2 separate regions of the Homo sapiens genome follow, and region 1 is linked to region 2. The links are chromatin contacts, found by Hi-C or POLR2A ChIA-PET in ENCODE. All regions are on one chromosome and are shown on one strand. Each heading gives the region's core, a stretch centred on a gene start or an enhancer-like site at or near the end of the contact. The rest is flanking DNA. Distances are from core to core; before and after follow the strand shown.

Region 1 (3,672 bases), core at 841-3,340, 1.0 Mb after region 2:
CAAACAAGAGCTGTTGTTCAGGTAGCTTTGCCCATAATAGACAAGGAAAATGAGAGCTTTGGGTTAGATGGGCAGTTGCAGAGGCAACCATGGTTTCTTCTCTATGAGACCACATAGTGTCATGGGAAGGAAACCAGATTTACAGTTCTCTGTCTGCTCTTTACCACCTGTGTGATCTTGAGTTCGTTACTCACCATCTGTGATTATTTATCTTTTTTCTATATTAAAATGGCCACTATCAAAACCATTTCTTATTAAGATGATCAAATGACATGTTTTAGTTTTCTATTGCTGTGTAGCAAATTACCATAAACTTGAGGGTTTAAAGACACACATTTATTATCTCACAGTTTCTATAAGTCAGAAGTCCAGGCATAGTGTAGTTATGTTCTCTGCTTTAAGAGCTCACCAGATTTTAATCTAGGTGTTTGCTGAGGATGTGGTCTCATCAAAGGTTTGAGCGGTGCTATGGTTTGAATGTTTGTCTGCTCCAAAACTCATGTTGAAATTTGGTTCCCACCGTGGTGGTATTAGAATATGAGAATTTTGGGAAGCAAAAGGGCCATGAGGGCTCTGCCTTCCTATGTGGGATTAATGCTCTTATAAAAGAGTGAGTTTGGTCTTCTTTTTCCTCTGTGCTCTTCTGCCATGTGAGGACATGTTGTTCCTCTCTGTTGGAGGATGTTGCAAGAAGGCCATTGTCAGATGCTGGTGGCTTTATCTTGGACTTCCCAGCCTGCAAAACTGTAAGAAAATAAATTTCTATTCTTTATAAATTACCCAGTCTCAGGTATTCTATTATAACAGCACAAATGGACTAAGACAGCAGGGTAAAGATCTGTCTTCAAGCTTTCTAAGGTTGTTGGCAGAATTCATCTTATAATTATAGGATTGAGGTCCCTATTTTCTTGTCTAGAGGCCATTCTCAGCTCTCAGAGGCTGCCCATAGTTCTTTGCCACATGATATTCTCCATTGCCACATGCTATTCTCCACAGGCCTTCTCTAAATATGGTGACTTGCCTTTTCAAAGCCAGCATGGAGGAACTTCTTGTCCTCATCTGCTGGAATGGTGGCTTCTAAAATGTAACGTGATCATGGGAGTTAGATCCTGTCATCTTTGCCATATTCTATTAGCTAAAAGCAAATCACAGGACCCACTTAGACTCAAGAGAGAAAATTACATAAATATGTGGACACCAGGACATGGGAACCTTAAGATCTGCTTACCACAATCTACCATCTGGCCCCTAGTGATTCATGTCCCTCTCACATAAATAAATTTATCCCCTTTGATATGGTTTGGTTCTGTGTCCCCAACCAAATCTCATCTTGAATTGTTATCCCCACGTGTCAAGGGAGGGACCCAGTGGGAGTTGATTGGATCATGGAGGTGGTTTCCCTCATGCTGTTCTCATGATTGTGAGTGAGTTCTCATGAGATCTGATGGTTTTATAAGTGCAGTTTCCCCTGTTCTTCTCTCTCCTGCTGCCACGTAAGACCTGCCTGTTTCCCCTTCTGCCATGATTGTAAGTTTCCTGAGGCTTCCCCAGCCATGCAGAACTCTGAGTCGATTAAACCCTTTTTCTGTATAAATTACTGTGTCTTGGGTATTTCTTTATAGCAGTGTAAAAACAGACTACTATACCCCTTATCAGTTCTGAGAGTGTCATCCCACTATGAATTACTTGACCTCTAAAATTTCATTATTTAAATTAAGTCCAGGCATGGATTAAACTCCTAGGTGTAATCTGTTAAGTATACCTTCTGGGGAAGTGTTGGTCTCCATCTACAGACTGGTGAAACTAAAGATCCAAGTTATCTGTCTCCAGTATACCTAACATACAATGATGGGACAGACATAGGATAAAAGCTATGGGCGTTTTAGTTCAAAAAGGGGGAAAATAGAAGTTTAAAAATGTGTCACTTTTTCATAATAATCTTGAAATCCAGCTGGGAAAGCTATAGTTGGCATTCCTTTATTACGTTTCAAGATCTGAATGTAATTTTCTATGGTTCCTAGTTTTACTCTCTGGGTTCTTAATTCTGCCGCCTGAGTCATCCTTCCTTTTTCATGAAAGGTAGCATGTGTTCACAGCTGAGTAGTTTTATTAGCCTTCTTCCTGCCAGTAGGATTTTTTTTGGGGGGAGGCATCTAACAGCCTCTTTTCATTCTGTACTCTCTTTGTCTTTCAGTTTAAGTGGCAGTGTTTCTGCTGAACTAAGTTTTCAAGAACATGTGGGTCTTTGATGTATTACAGTGGAGTTTATTAGAAAAAAGCCACATTTAAAGACCGTTTTCAGATAAACCCTTCCATACTTTGGCCTTCTGCTGAGAAGGGGAAGGGACAGTGCCCTAAAGCTTCCAACTAGGGGACTTTGTGTTGGATTGATGTCTGGGAGGCAAACTCTGATTCTCTTAAAAGAACACTTTATGTGCCTGATTAATCTAAACTTTTTATATTTCTGATTTTTCAGCAAAGGATTATACAGTCATACCCAGCAGAGATTCATGATGGAGTCTCTCAATTGTAGTGTGTTTTGCCTTTTGGAGAGGCTGAGAATTTCAAAATTATGGAGTCCTGGTTTCTTTTTATCTAATAATTCTTTTCTCAAATTTATCTTTCACCTCTCACATTTTATTACAAGCTGAAAGAAGAAATCAGGAGAAATCTTCAACACTTTGCCTGGAAGTCTCTTTAACTATAACCAAATTTGTTACTTACAGGTTCTGATTTGTATGTAACTCCAGGAAATAATTTTGCTAGGTCATTCTGCCACTATATAAGAAGGATCCTTTTCCTCCTGACTCCAATAGCATGTTCTTTACTTTCTTCTGAGCCTTCACTGCAGTATCCTTAAATTCTAGATCTCTACTAATAGTCCATCCAGGGCAATTTAGACTTTTTCTATCATGTTCCTCAAAATTATTCTAGCCTGCTCCCACTTCCCAATTCCAAAGCTGTTTCCATGTTTTTTAGGTTTTTGTTATAGCACCACTCAACTTCTAGAAACTAGAAATCTCTATTATTTTTATATTGCTGTGTAACAAATTACCACAAACTTAGTATCTTAAAACAATACATCTCTATCATAGTTCCTGTCAGAAGCTCTGGCATGACTTAGCTGGGTCCTCTGCTTGGGGTCTCACAAGGCTGCAATCCAGGTGTTAACTGAGCTGTATTCTCATGCAGAGGCTTGGCTGGAGAAAAACTGCTTCCAGGCTTATGTGTTGGCAGAATTCAATTCGTTGTGGTTGTTGGACTGAGGTTCCCATTTTTTTGTTGGCTGTCATCCAGGGCTGCTCTCAGCTCCTGGAGGCTGCCTACAGTTCCTTACCACATAGCCATCTCCATAGCTCCTCTCACAACACGATGGCTTACCTTTCAAGGCAACTGGAGAGAGAAGTATCTGCCCTAAGGAAGGACTCAGTCTCTTTTTTAAGGGCTTTACCTAATTAAGTCAGGCCTATTCAAGATAGTCTTCCTTGTGGTTAACTCAAAGTCAGTTTGGGACTTTAATTGCCTCTGAAAAACCCCTTCACCTCTGCCATATTACTCAAAAGAAGAGGAGACATTATATAAGGCACAAATCATGGAGCCTGCCTTATCTGTCTGCCAACTAACAAAACAAAAAAAGTGCTTATCCCAGTGTTTGATCTGAAGTAGGGGCTC
Region 2 (4,050 bases), core at 43-2,542:
CCTGTAATCCCAGCACTTTGGGAGGCCGAGGCGGGTGGATCATGAGGTCAGGAGATCGAGACCATCCTGGCTAACAAGGTGAAACCCCGTCTCTACTAAAAATACAAAAAATTAGCCGGGCGCGGTGGCGGGCGCCTGTAGTCCCAGCTACTCGGGAGGCTGAGGCAGGAGAATGGCGTGAACCCGGGAAGCGGAGCTTGCAATGAACCGAGATTGCGCCACTGCAGTCCGCAGTCCGGCCTGGGCGACAGAGCGAGACTCCGTCTCAAAAAAAAAAAAAAAAAAAAAAAAAAAAAAAAAAAAAAAGAGTGTTGTATGTTGTTTATGTATAAGTTTTAAGTTGTCGTACTATTTTCCAAAGTTGTTACTCACTTTATATGAGTAACAATACAAAAGCTTATAAAAAGCAATATAAAAAGTTTCTAGGTTCTTCACATCCTTGTTAATACTTGATTATTTCCTTTTTTTTTTTTTTTTTAGTTACAGCCTTTCTAGTGGGAACATAATGGTATCTCAATGCAGTTTTGATTTGCTTTTTCCTAATAACTAACACTGCTGAAAAGCTTATTATTTCCACATGTAGATTCTGTACCTTTTTAAAGAGTTTTTTCTGTTTTACTTTTGGTGCTATTGTAATTTTTTTTTTATTTCAAATTTCAATTCTTCATTGCTGGCACATAGAAAGGAAACTGACTTTAGTATTTTAATCTTGTATATTGCAACCTTGCTATAATTACTTATTAGTCATAGAAGAGTTTTTTTTTTAATGTCAATTCTTTGGCATTTTCTACATGGAGAATCATGTCATCTGAGAATAAAGTTAATTGTTTCATACTCTGCAGTTTGTATGGTTTTTTTTTTTTGGTGTATTTTTTTGGAGACGGAGTCTCTTACTGTTACCCAGGCTAGAATGTGGTGGCACAATCTCACCTCACTGCAACCTTCACCTCTCAGGTTCAAATAATTCTCCTGCCTCAGCCTCCCAGGACTAGCGCACACCGCCACACCTGGCTACATTTTTTTTGTATTTTAGTAAAGACAGGGATTCACTGTGTTGCCCAGGCTGGTCTCGAACTCTTGAGCTCAGGCAATCTGCCCGCCTTGGCCTCCCAAAGTGCTAGGATTAAAGGCGTGAGCCACCGCGCCTGGCCAGCAGTTTGTATAGTTTTTATTTGTCTTTGCTTGTTTTATTACACTAGCTAGGACTTCTAGTACAATGTTCAACAGGGATGGTGAGAGGGGATATCCTTTCCTTTTTTCTGACCTTAGGGGGAAAGTACTCAGTCTCTCACTTATAAGTATGATGTTAGCTATAGGAGTCTTTTTTTTTTTTTTTTTTTTTCAGATTTGTAATGAAGTTGAGAAACTTCCTCTTTTTTTCTTTTTTTTGAGACGCAGTCTCGTTCTGTCACCCAGACTGGAGTGCAGTGGCACGATTTCGGCTCACTGCAAACTCTGCCTCCCGGGTTCAAGCGATTCTCCTGCCTCAGCTGGGACTGCAGGCCGCCCACCACCACATCCAGCTAATTTTTGTATTTTTAATAGAGACAGGGTTTTGCCATGTTGGGCAGGCTGGTTTTGAACTCCTGACCTCAGATGCACCCGGCCGAGAAACTTCCTCTTTATTCCTAGTTTGCTGAGACTTTTTATCATGAATGGTGTGAATTTTGTCGAATAGCTTTTCTGCCTCAGTTGATATAATCATATGATTTTTCTTCTTTATTGATATGGGAGATTACATTAATAATTTTCAAAGATTGAACCAGCTTGCATACCTTGAATAAATCCCACTTACTTGTGGTGCACAATTTTTATATATATTTTGTTGGATTTGTTTTACTAACGTACTGTTGAGAATTTTTGCATCTGTGTTCATGAGAGATACTGGTTTCTGGTTTTCCTTTCTCATAATGTCTTTACTTGGCTCTGGATTAGGGTAATGCTGACCTCATAGAATGTGTTACAAAATAGTCCATCTCCTTTCATTTTCTGAAACAAATTTGGGGAGAATTTTAATAATTTCCTTCTCCAACTTTTGGTAGAATTCATCAGTTTACCAATAAAACCCACTAAGCCTATTTTTAAAGTGTTGCTTAATATTTTGGAGTATTACAGCTGTCTGTTACTGATTACTAGTTAAATTCTATTGTTGCGTAAGAAAACATTTTGTATGAGTTCAATTGTTTACATTTGTTAACGTGTATTTTGTGGTATAGAATGTGTTATAGCTTGGTTAATTTTCAATGTGAGCTTGAGAAGAATAGATATTTGCCTTTAGATGGAATATTCTATGAATGCCATTTAAATCAGTTGCTATATAGTGTGCTGTTCAGGTACAACTGTAGCGGTAATCATTTCCTGTGGCTGCTGTAAGAAATTGTCACAAACTTTATAACTTAAAACCTCATACAAAAAAATTGTCTCATAGTTCTGAAAGCTCAGAGCCCAAAATCAATGTACCAGCAACCACCAGAAGCTAATAGGGAAGCGTGGAACAGATTACAGCAGGGACCAACATTACCAATATCCTGATTTTGAACCTAGCCTCAAGAACTGTGAGAGACTAAATCTCGGTTGTTTAAAAACCATACAGTTTGTGCTGCTACGTTGTTAGAGCAACCCCAGAAAATTAAAACGCCTACCATTTTTCACTGTTTTCTATTGACCGTACTTGCTCTTTGCTTTTTTTTCCCTTCCTCTCTTTTTCTGCCCTCTTTTAACTATTTTGTATTATTCAATTGATTATTTTATATTATTCAATTTTCTTTCCTCTCTTAGCTTATTAGTTATATATTACTAATATACATCACAAATATAGCTATATTAGTTATATATAATATACATAACTAATATATATTAGTTATATATTACATATACATAACGAATATATATTAGTTATATATTACATATACATAACTAATATATATTAGTTATATATTATATATACATAACTAGTATACATAACTAATATATATTATATTATATATAGTTATATATAATATATAACTAATATGCCTAAAGGTATATATATAAATATAACTAATATGCCTAATAATATAACTAATATAACTAATAATAATATAACTAATATGCCTAAAGGTATATATATAAATATAAAACAAACATACAAATATATTTGAAATATAAAAATATTTTAAAAATATAAACTTTTTATAAATATATAAAAATATATTTTAAAAATATAAATAACACTATACATATATATATAAAGGCTTAGTGGTTTCCCTGGAGTTTGCAATATGCATTTACAACTAATCTAAGTCTAATTACAAATAACACTATACCCCTTCACATGTAGTGCAGGTACCTTAGAGCAGAGTATCCTCAATCTTGAGTAACGTTGCTGTCATTCATTTCACTTATCCATAAGCTGTAATCGCCCACTACATTGTTGATATTATTACTTTAAGCCATTATCTTATATATTAGTTGAGAATCAGAAAAACAAAATATTTTATTTACCTTTACTTCTTTTTCAGTGCTCTTTCTCTCTTTGTGAAGATCTGAATTTCAGACATATACTCTTCTTCCCCCTGAATAATGTCTTTTAACGTTTATGGCAAAGTATTTCCTTCATTATTGCGGGACAAAATTTCTGAATATAAAATTCTTGAGTCATGGGTGTTATTCTTTCAAAACTTTAATATTTATTCCACATGCTGAACTTTTACTAGTTTTAGTAGTTGTGTGTTTGTGTGTGTATATTCTTTGAGATCATTTACATACTGAATCATGCTGTCTGTAAATAAATATAGTTAATTTTAAAACTGCAACTTTTATTTTAGATACAGGGAGTATATGTGCAGGTTTGTTACATGGGAATATTGGGTGATGCTGAGGTTTGGGATACAGATCCCATCACCCAGGTAATGAGCATATTACCCAATCAGTAGTTTTTCAACTCACACACCCTCCTCCCTCCCCTAGTGTAGTCTGTAGTGTCTATTATTTCCATATTTATGTCCACGTATGCTCAATAGTTAGCTTCCACTTATAAGTGAGAACATGCAGTGCTTGATTTTCAGTTCC

The links. A loop is a pair of places that touch in the nucleus more often than their neighbours do. ChIA-PET counts read pairs that join two places held with the same protein, here RNA polymerase II (POLR2A). Pooled maps may share reads with other maps.
Region 1: a loop to region 2 is called in a map of GM12878, with 3 times the contacts of the local background. The contact joins two enhancer-like sites. A Hi-C loop is called at or near these places in 3 of 168 maps with a recorded cell type or tissue (CD4-positive, alpha-beta T cell and GM12878), 4 of 37 single-sample maps with no recorded cell type and 4 of 50 pooled maps. POLR2A ChIA-PET finds 5 or more read pairs at or near these places in 1 of 52 experiments (activated CD4-positive, alpha-beta memory T cell).

What each region holds. Positions count from the first base shown.
Region 1 is chr11:6,733,406-6,737,077 of GRCh38, forward strand. No RefSeq gene overlaps it. Among named protein-coding and RNA genes, the nearest start is that of OR2AG2, 37 kb to the right of the region's middle. RefSeq lists enhancers at 3,102-3,191, 3,442-3,621. Within about 2 kb of position 2,091, at least 6 of the 41 ENCODE cell types and tissues checked have a DNase peak (open chromatin) inside an H3K27ac peak, as active enhancers do.
Region 2 is chr11:5,699,264-5,703,313 of GRCh38, forward strand. The region is part of intron 4 of TRIM22 (tripartite motif containing 22); the gene reads left to right. Among named protein-coding and RNA genes, the nearest start is that of TRIM22, 11 kb to the left of the region's middle. Within about 2 kb of position 1,293, at least 2 of the 41 ENCODE cell types and tissues checked have a DNase peak (open chromatin) inside an H3K27ac peak, as active enhancers do.